2 separate regions of the Homo sapiens genome follow, and region 1 is linked to region 2. Evidence: read pairs that join two places in POLR2A ChIA-PET (ENCODE). Cell type or tissue: GM12878. All regions are shown on one strand. Each heading gives the region's core, and the rest is flanking DNA. Links, peaks and the distances in the headings are about the cores only. Region 1 overlaps TMCO1 (transmembrane and coiled-coil domains 1). Region 2 overlaps ALDH9A1 (aldehyde dehydrogenase 9 family member A1).

Evidence for each region. Peaks named below come from ENCODE experiments on the same cell type or tissue, not always from the same donor. Only the 100,000 strongest peaks of a DNase experiment are listed, where the experiment ranks them.
Region 1: POLR2A ChIA-PET joins it to region 2 with 5 read pairs; 19 of 35 experiments call an interaction of 5 or more read pairs at or near these places.

The regions. Positions count from the first base shown.
Region 1 is chr1:165,759,128-165,763,127 of GRCh38, reverse strand. TMCO1 (transmembrane and coiled-coil domains 1) reads left to right here. Exons shown (of 7, transcript NM_019026.6): 3 at 3,544-3,603. Among named protein-coding and RNA genes, the nearest start is that of TMCO1, 7.7 kb to the left of the region's middle. In GM12878, for the core only: no CTCF peak of the experiment used is centred there; no DNase peak of the experiment used is centred there.
Region 2 is chr1:165,684,478-165,696,267 of GRCh38, reverse strand. ALDH9A1 (aldehyde dehydrogenase 9 family member A1) reads left to right here. Exons shown (of 11, transcript NM_000696.4): 2 at 871-1,016. Among named protein-coding and RNA genes, the nearest start is that of ALDH9A1, 8.2 kb to the left of the region's middle. In GM12878, for the core only: a CTCF peak has its summit at 9,963; DNase peaks (open chromatin) are centred at 9,427 and 9,887; H3K4me3 peaks cover 1,333 bases; H3K27ac peaks cover 1,598 bases.

The DNA.
Region 1 (4,000 bases), core at 1-4,000, 75 kb before region 2:
ATTTGATACAGGTTACTTTGCTTGTGCTGATCTGGTCCTTGGCATTTTTAGAAGAATACTGTTGTCCAAAAAGCAGTCCTACTGAGCTGCTTTTAACAAAAGGAAATGCTTTCTTAAAGGTAGTGAGTTGGTTGACTCAGGTGGTCACTGGGCTTATAGATGTATTCTAAATATCAGTAGGTCTTCTTTTATTGTGTTACTATTATAATATATACTAATGAAAGGATACTTCAATAAATGAAAAAGATTAAAATACAGTATATATAACTTGATTCTTGTAACACAGTTGTTTATTTGAGAGCACTTACTAAGTATAAATTGCTGTGAAGTATGAGGTATTTCTGTTGTTTACGGTAAAATAGGATAAATCTTTTAGAATAATTTATAAACTGTTTGGCAGAACTCTGGAATTTAGAATGCAGGAATACAGATCATGGACAGAAATGTGTTTCATAGTAGACATCTTTTATTTTTGTCAACTCTGACATTTCTACTTCTTGTTGTCAGGTGAGATTCTGATGAATAAATATCCACACACCAAGGTTTCATCACAACCTCATGAAGTTTGAAAAACATTAGATTAATTTATCCCTAAAAACAATTTATCTAGTCTCAATCTGGTCTTCTAGAAGACCAGACTAATGTTTATGGAATTGTCTTATGTTTCTATTCTCTAGCCTTCTGTCTTTTTATTGCCCTGTTTTCTATGCAGTCATGGTTAAATGCCAAGTAGTTGTGTTATAGTCCTTCTGGGGTGGGAAAGAAATATTTTTGTTTCTTTGTTTAATAACAATGATAAAGAACAAAACATTAAGTGTTTTCTGTCCATTTTGTCTTTTAAAATGTTATCCTTATAACATTTTAATAAAAATGTTATCCTTATAACATTTTAATAAAAATGTTATCCTTATAACATTTTAATAAAAATGTTATCCTTATAACATTTTAATAAAAATGTTATCCTTATAACATTTTAATAAAAATGTTATCCTTATAACATTTTAATAAAAATGTTATCCTTATAACATTTTAATAAAAATGTTATCCTTATAACATTTTAATAAAAATGTTATCCTTATAACATTTTAATAAAAATGTTATCCTTATAACATTTTAATAAAAATGTTATCCTTATAACATTTTAATAAAAATGTTTATTATTTATTTATTTATTTTTTTGAGACAGGGTTTCACTCTGTCACCCAGGTTGGAGTGCAGTGGCCCAATCATGGCTCACTGCAGTCTTGACTTCCTGGGCTTCCATGATCCTCTCATCTCAGCCTCCTGAGTAGCTGGGACCACAGGAGTGCACCACCATGGCCGGCTGATTTTTGTAGTTTTGGTAGAGACGAGGTTTCACCGTGTTGCCCATGCTGATCTCGAACTCCTGAACTGAAATGATCTTCCCATCTTGGCCTCTCAGAGTGCTGGGCTTACAGAACTGAGCCACTGCACCCGACATAAAATGTTATTTTTATAACATTTTAAAATGTGAAATTTGACATTTTTCTTTTATGATCTCTCACTAGTATGTTCATTCAAAATCTTTCTCTCTCTCTTTCCATGTACATGATGTTTTGTTTTATTTTATTTTGGCGACAGGGTCTCGCTCTCGCATAGGCTGGAGTGCAGTGAAGTGAACACAGCTCACTGCAGCCTCAAGCTCCTGGGCTCAGGAGCTCCTCCTGCCTCAGCCTCCTGAGTAGCTGGGACTATAGGCATGTGCCACCACACTCGGCTAATTTTTCAATTTTTTATAGAGACAGAGTCTTGCCATGTTGCCCAGGCTGATCCCAAACTCCTGGGCTCAAGCAGTCTTCCCACTTCAACCTACCAGAGTGCTGGGATTACAGGTTTGAGCCACCATGCCTGGCCTGTATCTTACCTTTCTATTTACCTAGAACAGTATCTGTTACTTAGTCTTCCAGAACAAACACACACACACACACACACACAAATACACAAAACACATATTTTATTTTGGCCAGCCTTTTAAATTTCATTTGCAATATTGGAGTCAAGTTGAATTTTACAATTCTTGGATAAAGCAGTGATACCAATTTTGCTTTTAGAATTCAGGGACAAACTTCATGTACTAAGGGAAAGAGTTCTACCCGCTAATTCTCTTTAATGTAGGTTTTAGAAATGGTACCTATACCGTACTGTTTGCTATTAGTATACTAAGATAATATGGGTAACAGATAATATAAATAAACTAAGTAAAGGTAATTTTTGACATATCCCTAGTCCATTTACAGGTGATTAAAGATGGTAAATATAATATAAATACATTACACTATTTCTTTTTCTTTCTTTTTTTTATTTTTTGAGATGGGGTCTCGCTCTGTCGCCAGGCTGGAGTTCAGTGGCGAGATCTTGGCTCACTGCAACTTCTGCCTTCCGGGTTCAAGCGATTCTCTTGCCTCTGCCTCCCAAGTAGCTGGGACTACAGGCACGCGCCACATGCCCAGCTAAATTTTGTATTTTTAGTAGAGATGGGTTTTCACCATGTTGGCCAGGATGATCTCAATCTCTTGACCTCATGATCTGCCCACCTCGGCCTTCCAAAGTGCTGGAATTACAGGTGTGAGCCGCTGCACCCGGCCCACTATTTCTTTTTCAAAAGCTTATTGTTATGTAATCATGATAGTAATTGAAATGCATCAGAAAAATTGGTATTTTTTTTTTTTTTTTTGAGAAACAGAGTCTCGCTCTATTGCCCAGACTGGAGTAGAGTGGTGTGATCTAAACTCACTGCAACCTCCACCGCCTGGATTCAAGTGATTCTCCTGCCTCAGCTTCCCAAGTAGCTGGAATTATAGGCATATGCCACTACGCCCAGCTAATTTTTGTATGTTTTTTAGTAGAGACGGGGTTTCACTATATGTTGGCCAGGCTGGTCTCAAACTCCTGACCTCAGGTGATCTGCCCGCCTAGGCCTCCCAAAGTGCTGGGGTTATAGGTGTGAGCCACTGCGTCTGTCTGGTCTTAGCTTTTTTGGCTCTCCTGATTTTCCTGCAGTGTGCGTATAACTATCTTGTCACATTACTGTAATTGTCATTTGATTATTTCCCCTGACTAGATTATTCTTTAGAAGGTAGGGATCATTTTTTTTTCATCTGCTTAGAGTTATTTAGGCAGCCAATAACTGAGTGAATAAATTTCTACCTTCTGTCATAAGAGAATGGAATTACAATTAACCCTAGTTATCTGAGAGAATAGAAATTTGAAAATTGTGCTTTGAAACTAGCTAAGGTAATCATCCTCAGCTGATGGTCTGTTTTCATTATGATTATATCAATACAATTCTTTATGGGTATTTGATTAATGATGCTTATAATTGTTGTTTCATTCTTAGAATATTGTATCTACCTTTTACCATCAGTAGCTATGAGAGTGGACCAGTTAACTTAATCATGACCATAATCAGTCAGTGTGTAACTTTCTTGCAAGCTTCTTTCATTGGTTCAGCTGTGATAAAGCATCCTTTGTTTCTTTAGTATAATCCAGTTAATTTTTACTGTGTTACTATGTTGTTTACAGTGGAAAAGAAGAAGGAAACAATAACAGAGTCAGCTGGTCGACAACAGAAAAAGAAAATAGGTAAGATGAGATATTAGTCAAAATGAAATTTGGGTTTTCTTAAAAAAATTAATTCTTAGATAATGAAAATATAAAATTATTAATAGTGATAACTCACATTTCTATGATTTTATGGTTTATAAAGCACATGCATACTTTATCTCACTTGATTCTTACCCATTTTGTGAGGTGTACAGGACAAATTTAAGCAGTTCCTCTATTTTTGCTCTTAGCTTTGGAATTTGAGTTTTGTAAAATGACAGTTGTGGCTTTTGAACTTGGCTGAGGGTTTTTGGCATAGTTTGTAAAAGCATGTTGTTTTTTATATCTGAGATGATTATTTCCACTTAAGTCTTACTTGTATTCATTGTTTCCATGGCTTCCTTACTGAGTATTGACTAGTGATGGAAATCCACCA
Region 2 (11,790 bases), core at 7,709-11,708:
GACATGACATTCCTGTAATTCTGTTATATGTTTAAGTAGATTTTTCTGGAGAGAGGTCTGCAACTTTTATCAGACTCCTAATGTCAATGACCGCAAAATACAGTTAAGAACTGCTAGGCCGGGTGTGGTGGCTCATGGCTGTAATCCCAGCACTTGGGGAGGCAGAGGTGGGTGAATCACTTGAGGTCAGGAATGTAAGACCAGCCTGGCCAACATGATGAAATCCCGTCTCTACTAAAAATACAAAAATTAGCTGTGTGTGGTGGCAGGCGCCTGTAATCCCAGCTACTCGGGAGGCTGAGGCAGGAGAATTGCTGGAACCCAGGAGGCAAAAGTTGCAGTGAGTCAAGATCGTGCCATTGCACTCCAGCCTGGGTAACAAGAGCGAGACTCCGTCTTAAAAAACAAAAAAACAAAACAAAAAAACCTGCTAGTATAGAGATGGTCACTAAATCAAACCATACATAAAAACAAGAAGTTACGGTAGCCCACGCCTGTAATTCCGGCACTTCGGGAGGCTGAGGCGGGTGGGTCACAAGGTCAGGAGATCAAGACCATCCTGGTCAACATGGTGAAACCCGGTCTCTACTAAAAAATACAAAAAATTAGCTGGGCGTAGTGGCGTGCACTGGTAGTCCCAGCTACTCAGGAGGCTGAGGCAGGGGAATCGCTTGAACTCAGGAGGCAGAGGTTGCAGTGAGCCGAGATCGCGCCACTGCACTCCAGCCTGGGTGACAGAGCAAGACTCCATCTCAAGAAAAAAAAAAAAAAAAAAAAAAAGACTACTACTAAGAGAATATTGATAGATAATATTTTATTTAAATATGTGGCAACAATTTGAGTTAAAACTGATGTTTCCGCTCTTTATAGGCCGAGTGATAGCTACTTTCACATGTTCAGGAGAAAAGGAAGTAAATTTGGCTGTTCAAAATGCAAAGGCTGCTTTTAAAATATGGAGTCAAAAATCTGGCATGGAGCGTTGCCGAATCCTTTTGGAGGCTGCCAGGATAATAAGGGTATGTTCCAATTTATTTCCTTCCAGAACTCAGACATTGCTCTGAGGTTTCTTTGTGATGTTTGCAGTTCGACTTTGTTGCAACATTAGGCCGTAACGTTTTTATAAAATGGAAAAACATTTCCACATGCTCACCTTAGTATATAAAACAAGTTTTTGTTCAATACTTCCCATCTGGATGTTGGCTCTTGGACATCTCCTTTGGCAGGTTTTCATGTTTGTAAAGCTTTGTTTTGAATTATAATGCACTCTTTATAGCTCATCGTCCTTTTTTTATTTTTATTTTTTTTTTTTTTTGAGACGGAATCTTGCTCTGTCGCCCAGGCTGGAGTGCAGTGGAGTGATCTCGGCTCACTGCAACCTTCGCCTCCCGGGCTCAAGCAATTCTCCTGCCTCAGCTTCCCAAGTAGCTGGGACTACAGGTGTGTGCCACCATGCCTGGCTAATTTTTGTATTTTTCGTAGAGATGGATTTCACCATGTTGGCCAGGCTGGTCTTGAACTCCTGACCTCAAGTGATCCACCCACATCGGCCTCACAAAATGCTGGGATTACAGGCGTGAGCCACTGTGCCCAGCCTTTCTTTCTTTTTAAACCATGTGGTTTACTTGTTTCCTTTTTATTCTTTATTTTGATGATTCTCAAGTCTACCTTTCTTTTTCAGATTTGTTTTCAGATAGGGTTTTAAGTATCGTTACTTTAATTGGGAAGATTTCATAGATTTGTAGATGTTCCCTTTAAAAAAAAGAGAGTTAAACTTTTTTTTTACATCATAAATATATACAATTTTTATTTGTCAACTAAAAAAAATTGTAAAAACAAGTATTTAATACTCATCGCAAAACATAAAAAGCCTGCAATGCAAAGGGTTTCTGTGGTGTAGTAGTTACCACGCTGGCCTAACACACGGAAGGTCCTCTGTTTGAAACTTGACGGAAACAAAAGGTTTCTTTTGTTTCCCAGAATCTGACCAGGCTGCCTCTTCCTGGGAGTCCAGAGCTGCGAGGAACAAGTGATAATCCTGCCTCCTTTTTTTTTTTTTTTTATACTTAAGTTCTAGGGTACATGTACACAATGTGCAGGTTTGATACATAGGTATACAAGTGCCATGTTGGTTTGCTGCACCCATCAACTCACCATTTACATTAGGTATTTCTCCTAATGCTATCCCTCCCCCAGCCCCCCACCCCCTACGGCCCCGGTGTGTGATGTTCCCCACCCTGTGTCCAAGTGATCTCATTGTTCAATTCCCACCTATGAATGAGAACATGCAGTGTTTGGTTTTCTGTCCTTGTGATAGTTTGCTCAGAATGATGGTTTCCAGCTTCATCCATGTCCCTGCAAAGGACATGAACTCATCCTTTTTAATGGCTGCATAGTATTCCATGGTATATATGTGCCACATTTTCTTAATCCAGTCTATCATTGATGGGCATTTGGGTTGGTTCCAAGTCTTTGCTCTTGTGAATAGTGCTGCAATAAACATACGTGTGCATGTGTCTTTATAGTAGCATGATTTATAATCCTTTGAGTATATACCCAGTAATGGGATGGCTGGGTCAAATGGTATTTCTAGTTCTAGATATTTGAGGAATCGCCACACTGTCTTCCACAATGGTTGAACTAGTTTACAGTCCCACCAACAGTGTAAAAGTGTTCCTATTTCTCCACATCATCTCCAGCACCTGTTGTTTCCTGACTTTTTAATGATTGCCATTCTAACTGGTGTGAGATGGTATCTCATTGTGGGTTTGATTTGCATTTCTCTGATGGCCAGTGATGATGAGCATTTTTTCATGTGTCTTTTGGCTGCATAAATGTCTTTTTTTGAGAAGTGTCTGTTCATATCCTTTGCCCACTTGTTGATGGGGTTGTTTGTTTTTTCTTGTAAATTTGTTTAAGTTCATTGTAGATTCTGGATATTAACCCTCTGTCAGATGGGTAGATTACAAAAATTTTCTCCCATTCTGTAGGTTGCCTGTTCACTCTGATGGTAGTTTCTTTTGCTGTGCAGAAGCTCTTTAGTTTACTTAGATCCCATTTGTCTATTTTGGCTTTTGTTGCCATTGCTTTTGGTGTTTTAGTCATGAAGTCCTTGCCCATGCCTGTGTCCTGAATGGTATTGCCTAGGTTTTCTTCTAGGGTTTTTATGGTTTTAGGTCTAACATTTAAGTCTTTAATCCATCTTGAATTAATTTTTGTATAAGGTGTAAGGAAGGGATCCAGTTTCAGCTTTCTACATATGGCTAGCCAGTTTTCCCAGCACCATTTATTAAATAGGGAATCCTTTCCTCATTTCTTGTTTTTCTCAGGTTTGTCAAAGATCAGATGGTTGTAGATGTGTGGTATTATTTCTGAGGGCTCCGTTCTGTTCCATTGTTCTATATCTCTGTTTTGGTACCAGTACCATGCTGTTTTGGTTACTGTAGCCTTGTAGTATAGTTTGAAGTCAGGTAGCATGATGCCTCCAGCTGTGTTCTTTTGGCTTAGGATTGTCTTGGCAATGCAGGCTCTTTTTTGGTTCCATATGAACTTTAAAATAGTTTTTTCCAATTCTGTGAAGAAAGTCATTGGTAGCTTGATGGGGATGGCATTAAATCTATAAATTACCTTGGGCAGTATGGCCATTTTTGCGATATTGATTCTTCCTATCCATGAGCATGGAATGTTCTTTCATTTGTTTGTGTCCTCTTTTATTTCATTGAGCAGTGGTTTGTAGTTCTCCTTGAAGAGGTCCTTCACATCCCTTGTAAGTTGGATTCCTGGGTATTTTATTCTCTTTGAAGCAATTGTGAATGGGAGTTCACTCATGATTTGGCTCTGTGTTTGTCTGTTATTGGTGTATAGGAATGCTTGTGATTTTTGCACATTGATTTTGTATCTTGAGACTTTGCTGAAGTAGCTTATCACCTTAAGGAGATTTTGGGCTGAGACAATGGGGTTTTCTAAATATACAATCATGTCATCTGCAAACAGGGACAATTTGACTTCCTCCTAATTGAATACACTTTATTTTTTTCTCCTGCCTGATTGCCTTGGCCAGAACTTCCAACACTATGTTGAATAGGAGTGGTGAGAGAGGGCATTCATGTCTTGTGCCAGTTTTCAAAGGGAATGCTTCCAGTTTTTGCCCATTCAGTATGATATTGGCTGTGGGTTTGTCATAAATAGCTCTTATTATTTTGAGATATGTCCCATCAATACCTAGTATATTGAGAGTTTTTAGCATGAAGGGCTGTTGAAATTTGTCGAAGGCCTTTTCTGCGTCTGTTGAGATAGTCGTGGTTTTTGTCTTTGGTTCTGTTTATATGATGGATTACGTTTATTGATTTGTGTATGTTGAACCAGCCTTGCATCCCAGGGATGAAGCCAACTTGATCATGGTGGATAAGCTTTTTGATGTGCTACTGGATTCTGTTTGCCAGTATTTTATTGAGGATTTTTGCATCGATGTTCATCAGGGATATTGGTCTAAAATTCTCTTTTTTTGTTATGTCTTGGTATCAGGCTGATGCTGGCCTCATAAAATGAGTTAGGGAGGTTCCCTCTTTTTCTAATGATTGGAATAGTTTCAGAAGGAATAGTACCAGCTCATCTTTGTATCTCTGGTAGAATTCAGGGTTTTTAGCTTCTTTGTGATGGGTTCAAACATCATCCTTTACCTCAGAGAAGTTTGTTATTACCGATCTTCTGAAGCTTACTTCTGTCACTTGTCTAAGTCATTCTCCGTGCAGCTTTGTTCCATTGCTGGTGAGGAGCTGCGATCCTTTGGAGGAGAAGAGGCACTCTGGTTTTGAGAATTTTCAGCTTTTCTGTTCTGGTTTCTCCCCATCTTTGTGGTTTTATCTACCTTTGGTTTTTGATGATGCTGACCTACATATGGGGTTTTGGTGTGGATGTCCTTTTTGTTGATGTTGATGCTATTCCTTTCTGTTAGTTTTCCTTCTAATAGTCAGGACCCTCAGCTGCAGGTCTGTTGGAGTTTGCTGGAGGTCCACTCCAGACCCTGTTTGCCTGGGTATCACCAGCGGAGGCTGTAGAACAGCAAATATTGCAGAACAGCAAATGTTGCTGCCTGATCCTTCCTCTAGAAGCTTTGTCCCAGAAGGGCACCCACCTGTATGAGGTGTCAGTCGGCCTCGACTGGGAGGTGTCTCCCAGTTAGGCTACTTGGGGGTCAGGGACCCACTTGAGGAGGCAGTCTGTCCATTCTCAGATCTCAAACTCCATGCTGGAAGAACCACTACTCTTTTCAAAGCTGTCAGACAGGGACGTTTAAGTCTGCAGAAGTTTCCGCTGCCTTTTGTTCAGCTATGCCCTGCCGCCAGAGGTGCAGTTTACAGAGGCAGGCAGGCCTCCTTGAGCTGTGGTGGGCTCCACTCGGTTCGAGCTTCCTGGCTGCTTTGTTTACCTAGTCAAGCCTCAGGAATGGCAGACGCCCCTCCCCCAGCTTCACTGCCACCTTCGCAGTTCCATCTTGGACTGCTGTTATAGCAGTGAGCAAAGCTCCATGGGTGGGGGACCCGCCGAGCCAGCTGCAGGATATAATCTCCTGGTGTGCCGTTTGCTAAGACTGTTGGAAAAGCGCAGTATTAGGGTGGGAGTGTCCCGATTTCCCAGGTACCATCTGTCACGGCTTCCCTTGGCTAGGAAAGGGAATTCCCTGACCCCTTGTGCTTCCCAGGTGAACCAGTCCTAATGAGATGAACCCAGTACCTCTGTTGGAAATGCAGAAATCACCGTCTTCTGCATTGATCACGCTGGGAGATGCAGATCGGAGCTGCTCCTATTCGGCCATCTTGATTCTGGACTCTGATAGTTAAACTTTTTATAGTCTTAAAGATCAGAAGTACCAGATGTTCATTATAGAAAGAAAATTCAGAAGAGAATACATCAAAATAAGAATCATGGATAGCTGAGTGGTAGGTCTGTGGTGACTTTTTGTCATAAGTATGTTACGTCAGAAACTGTGACGGGTCTGAGAGTTTCCCTGCTTTCAAGAGTGTGTGTGTATATGTGTATATATTACATACATATACATATAAAACACATATAATATACATATACATAATTATACACATATAAGCTATGTTATACACATAGAATAATATATAATCTATATAATATACATATATTCTATATTATAGTTGTAAATTACACAATTATGTGTAATATATGTATATTTTATACATATATATATTCTAGCAAGAGACATGAGGCTTTTTGGATCACAGAGAAGGATGGTTTATTACAGCAAAATGCAGCAGCCATAGCAATACCTTAGCACTAATTTCTGTTTATTTATTATTATTTTTTTTTTGTGATGGAGTCTCACTCTGTCACCCAGGCTGGAGTGCAATGGCACAATCTTGGCTCACTGCAACCTCCGCCTCCTGGGTTCAAGCGATTCTCCTGCCTCAGACTCCTGAATAGCTGGGATTACAGGCACATGACACCACGCCTGGCTATTTTTTGTATTTTTAGTAGAGACAGAGTTTCCCCATGTTGGCCAGGCTCGTCTCAAACTCCTGACCTTAGGTGATCCGCCTGCCTTGGCCTTCCAAAGTGCTGGGATTACAGGCATGAGCCACTGCATCCGGCCTAGTTTTTTTGTTTTCAAAGCACCGGTCACCACGGTGAGTGAGGGGATGGGATGAGAACCAGGTGAGATCCCTGTGCATGCAGGAAGTTGCACCAAAGGAGAAGAACCCTAAACTTCTGAGATTCATTTAAATAGAAATTACTGGCACATCTGCCCATCCTCTTCTCTGGGGAGAGAGTGAGAGAGATTGAGATTACTTATTAAGCAAATCTCCAGGGTTGAGAGGGAAGGTATCACTAAGTTTATTATCCTGGAGTATAAGCACATGTTTCAGGAACAGGAAGTAAAGAGGTTTACATTTCTAAATTTCTCCAGATTTCTTTATCTTTAGGGAGATACTGTCTCTGCCTTTCAAGGCCTTTGCTATTCAATCAACTCGTCAGTGTCCTTTGCTTGGAAAGCCCTGACCATGCAGAAATATCAAAATATTCATATAGAATTTTCTCCCAACGAAGTATTTTCCCCGTTATTAAAAATTTATTTTTAATTCGATAAACCAAAGATAACTCAAAGCAGATAATTTATTATTTTCATTTGCCCATTTTTTTTCCTGTGAATGAGCAGCATTGTAGGGCTGTTAAGAATTGGCTCCTTTATTGTTAGGAAATGACTTTTATTGATCCTGGGTAATATCTAATAATATTTTTTGCTCTGAAATCTGTTGTCTGATACTAAATTTCATTTCTTTTTACTTTACCCTCCCCTTTACTTTTCCTTTGATACCTGTGTGGTGTTTTATTAATCAAAAACCCACTGCTTATTATTAAGTGTTTATTAATCAAAAACACTTGTCTGATGATCGTGCTCTGAACCTGCCTTCACCCCAATTTATTCCATAACTGAATAGATCCCACTCTGTGACCACACCTACAATCATATTAGCCCTCAGTTTTCTTTTAAGTGATTTTTCTAGTTAATCAAGATCTGCAGTTCTTTGTTCTTTTTTGACAGGGTCTTGCTCTGTCACCCAGGCTGGAGTGCAGTGGCACAATCATGGCTCACTACAGCCTCAACCTCCTGGGCTCAAGGGATCCTCTTGCCTCAGCTTCCCGTATATGTGCACCACCATACCTGGCTAATTTTTGTTTGTATTTTTTGTAGAGATGGGGTTACGCCATGTTTCCCAGGCTGGAATTTAAAAAAAAGTATTGCTGTAAACAATTATTTTTTAAAATATTTTAAGAATAAGGTAAAATATTTCACATTTGTCCACATATTTACCATTTCTGGTGCTCATAAGTCATTTGTGTAGACCCAGATATCTGTCTGCTGTCATTTTCTCTTCTGCTAGAAGGAATTTCTTCAGCATTTCTTTTCTGTTTTGTTTTGTTTTTTGAGACAAGGTCTCGCTCTGTCTCCCCAGCTGAAGCACAGTAGTGGAATCATAGCTCACTATGGCCTTGACCTTCTGGGCTCAAACGATCCTCCCACCTCAGCGTCCTGAGTAGCTGGGACTACAGACTCATGTCACCACACTTGGCTAATTTTTGTATTTTTTGTAGAGAGCGGGTTTATTCATGTTGCCCAGGATGGTCTTGATCTCCTGGGCTCAAGTCATCCTCCTGCCTCAGCTTCCCAAAGTGCTGGGACTGTACGTGTGTGCCACTGTACCCAGCCTAGAATTAATTAATTTCTTTTCTTTTCTTTTCTTTCTCTTTTTTTTTTGAGAGGAGTCTCTCTCTCTCACCCAGGCTGGAGTACAGTGGCATGATCTCGGCTCACTGCAACCTCCGCCTCCCGGGTTCAAGTGATTCTCCTGCCTCAGCCTCCCGAGTAGCTGGGATTACAAATGTGTGCCACCATGCCTGGCTAATTTTTGTATTTTTAGTAGAGATGGGGTTTCACCATGTTGGCCAGGCTGGTCTCAAACTGCTGACCTCCAGTGATCCGCCCACCTCGGCTTCCCAAAGTGCTGGGATTACAGGTGTGAGCCACTGCACCCCGCCAGGCTAGCATTTCTTATAGTGCAGGTCTGTTGGTACTCTTTCAGATTCTGTATGTCTAAAAAAGTCTTTCTTTTGCATTAATTTTTGAATGAATTGTAGGTAAATAGTTTTTTCTTTCAGTACTTTAAAGATGTTGCTCCACTGTCTTCTGATTTGTATTGTTTCAGAAGAGAAATTTACTGTCATTTTTATTTTTGTATCTTTGTATGTAATGTACTCCCTCTACCCCCCACCCCTGGCTGTTTTAATATTTTTCTCCTTATCACTGGTTTTAAGCAATTTGATTATGATGTCTTTTGGTGCAGTTTTCTTCATATGTATTTTTCCTGAGGTTTATTGATCTTCTTGGATCTGTAAATTTGTTTCATTTGGAAAAAAAATTTGGCCATGATTTCTTTAGTTTTTTTTTTTGCCCCCTCTTCCATCACTTCTCCTTCAGGGCCTCCAATTACACATATATTGGGCTGCCTGAAGCTATCCCACGTCACTGATGCTCAGTTCATTTTCCAGTTTTTGGGTGTGTTTATGGGTTTTTTTCTCCTTCTGAGCCTTCCCTCCCACCCCCTGTGTGTGTGTGTTTTGTTTTCAGGTAATTTCTATTGTTATGACTCAAGTTCATCGGTCTTCTATAGTGTTTTATCTGCTGTTAATCTCATCTAGTGTATTTTCATCTCTAGATTAATTTGGGTCTTTTATATATGTGTTCTGTGGCTCTCCTTAACATGCTTATGTTTTTCTGTGCCTTCTTGAACATACGGAGTATAGCTATCATAACTTAATGTTCTTGTCTACTAGTTCTGTTGTGTTATTTCTGAATGTGTTTTTATTGGTTAGTTTCGCTTCCTGGTTAAATGTTACGGTTTTCTACTTTTTGCATGCCTGGTAGTTTTTGATCACTAGACATATGATCTCTAGTGAATCACTAGGGCACATTATATTGCTGGGTGCTGGATAGTCTTGTACTTTAAAAAATATTCTTAAGCTTTGTTCTGGGACACAGTGAAGTTACTTGGAATCAGTTTGATCCTTGGAAGATTTGCTTTTAGATCAGCAAATTTCGCCATGTTATTCAATACCCTTCTGACTGCTTAACCCTGTGATCCGGGTGTTAATGAGGTTTTCTCACCATGGCTGGTGGGAACATGAACTATACCTGGCCCTGTGTGAGTTCTGGGGCTTTTTTTTTTAAAAAAAAAAACATTTTCTTCTTGGGTAGTCCTTTTCCCAGTCTTGGGTAGTTTTCTCACACTGGTACTCAAAGGGGAATCTGCAGATTTCTGGGGTTCTCTATCTGTGCAGCTCTTTTCCCTTCCACACTCAGTCTTGAAGAACTGTAGCCACTCAAAGTTCCCTAAACTCCCACCCTATCTTCTCAACTCATGTGTCTGCTGGGCGCCACCTAGCTTCCTCCTCCCTGCTCTGTGGCCTGAAAACTTTCTCTAGGCAGTAGACTCCAGCAATTGTAGGGCTCACCTCATTGGTTCCCTCCTCCAGGGACCACTGCCTTGAGTTGCTTAATGTCTGATGTCTGAAAATGGTTCATGTATTTTATCTGGTGTTTTTAGTTGTTTAAGGTGGGAGAATGAATCTGGTCCCTGTTAATCCATCTTGGCTAGAAGCTCATTGATTCCTAGTGGAAATGAACATTTTTTTCCATATTTTCTCATTTTTACTTTGAATCCTTTGGTACTTATACCAGATTGTATAGATCTTGTCTGTGAGACCCAGTCATTTTTCAGTTGGAGACCCCTTGTGAAGTAGCTATCATTTGGATTAAAAGGGGAGGGAGAATGTTACTTAAAACAATGACAAAACTATCTAAATAAAGAAGAGATTGTGTATGTAGGTTATCTTCTTGCCTCCAGCCCTGGCCCAGGTTGGTTTGTCTTGTACAGTGCCACCAGAGTGGTCCTCCTACAGAAGCACATTTGATCATGGTACATCCTTGGGTAAAACTGGCCATGGTCCCCCTCCTTAACATGGCCCTCAGGCCCTGTTTCTCCAGCCTCGTCTTTTCTCTTCACACACCATAAGACCCAGCTCTCCTGCACTACTGGTCCTTCCTCGTTTACCATGTGTATACTGTCACACCTCATGCTTTTACAATGCCATGACGCTGAGTTTGGTGCTGTTCTTTTGTTTTTCTTGCCTCTTGTGCTTACATGTTTAGCATTTAGTGGTCTGTACTGTAATTTATCCCTCCCTCCCTCCATTTTTTCCTTCTGGACAAGGTGATTGTTGTACATAATTGTATTAGCAAAAGCATCTTGAGATGTATATAGCTATTTTACCTATTTGAGAAATGAGAAAATGCTCAAAAAGGTTAAATAGCTTGTCTTAGATCATATAACTAGTAAGTATAAGAGCTAGTCTGTTGGGCTTCAAAGCTAGACATTAAGCCCTGCTGAGGGGTTCGAAGTGAAAGGGAGAAGTGAGGGACCTACTCTTGGCTTCTAATCTTTCATCCCAGTGAACACCTGGTCAAGTCATATTGTAAAGCAGGGTGATATAGAGGAGGAACAGGGTTGGGAACAACACATGTATTTCCTAAGAAATACTTGTAGCAGTATGTTGTTATGGTGAACAATTTTATCTTATGGTTACTCTTGCAATAGTAGCAGGCAGAAATTTTTGTCAGAGACATCTTTGATGATCCTTACGTACTATATCAGAAGATCTCCTAATGCTCTTAGTAGATAACTTTTTTTTTGTAAGGATGGAGAATAATAGAATAACACAGAAAAAATTTCCCAAGGCCATCTAATTAACTGAATTTTCTCTGAGAGTTGAAACCCCAAAACAGCCCCCAAAACCACTTGCCTATCCATTATTTTAAAAGAGAAAAAAATCTCCAGAGTAAAAGTTTCTATTCTCTTAGTAAATGTTCCAGGGCTTAGCAGCGATAGAATCACAGATTACTTCCTATTTGTTCACTCTTACACTAAAGTGTAAGCAGAACCGTGTTTCACTATTGCCAGTGTAATATCTCTTCCCTGTATTTGAAATGTTCTGTACTGATTCATCACTTTATTCAACCGATTAATGCACTAGCCTCTCTAGGGCCTAGTTTCCTCTTGAATTCAAGAAACAAAATTTAAGCTACTTATGGTTGATTATACCTTTGGAAAACTATTTTGTGTTAATTATACTCAACAAACTTAAGAATGGGGAATAATTTATGCTTGGTGTAAGAATTGATGTATGTTTTCCTCTTAGGGTACCCTCTTT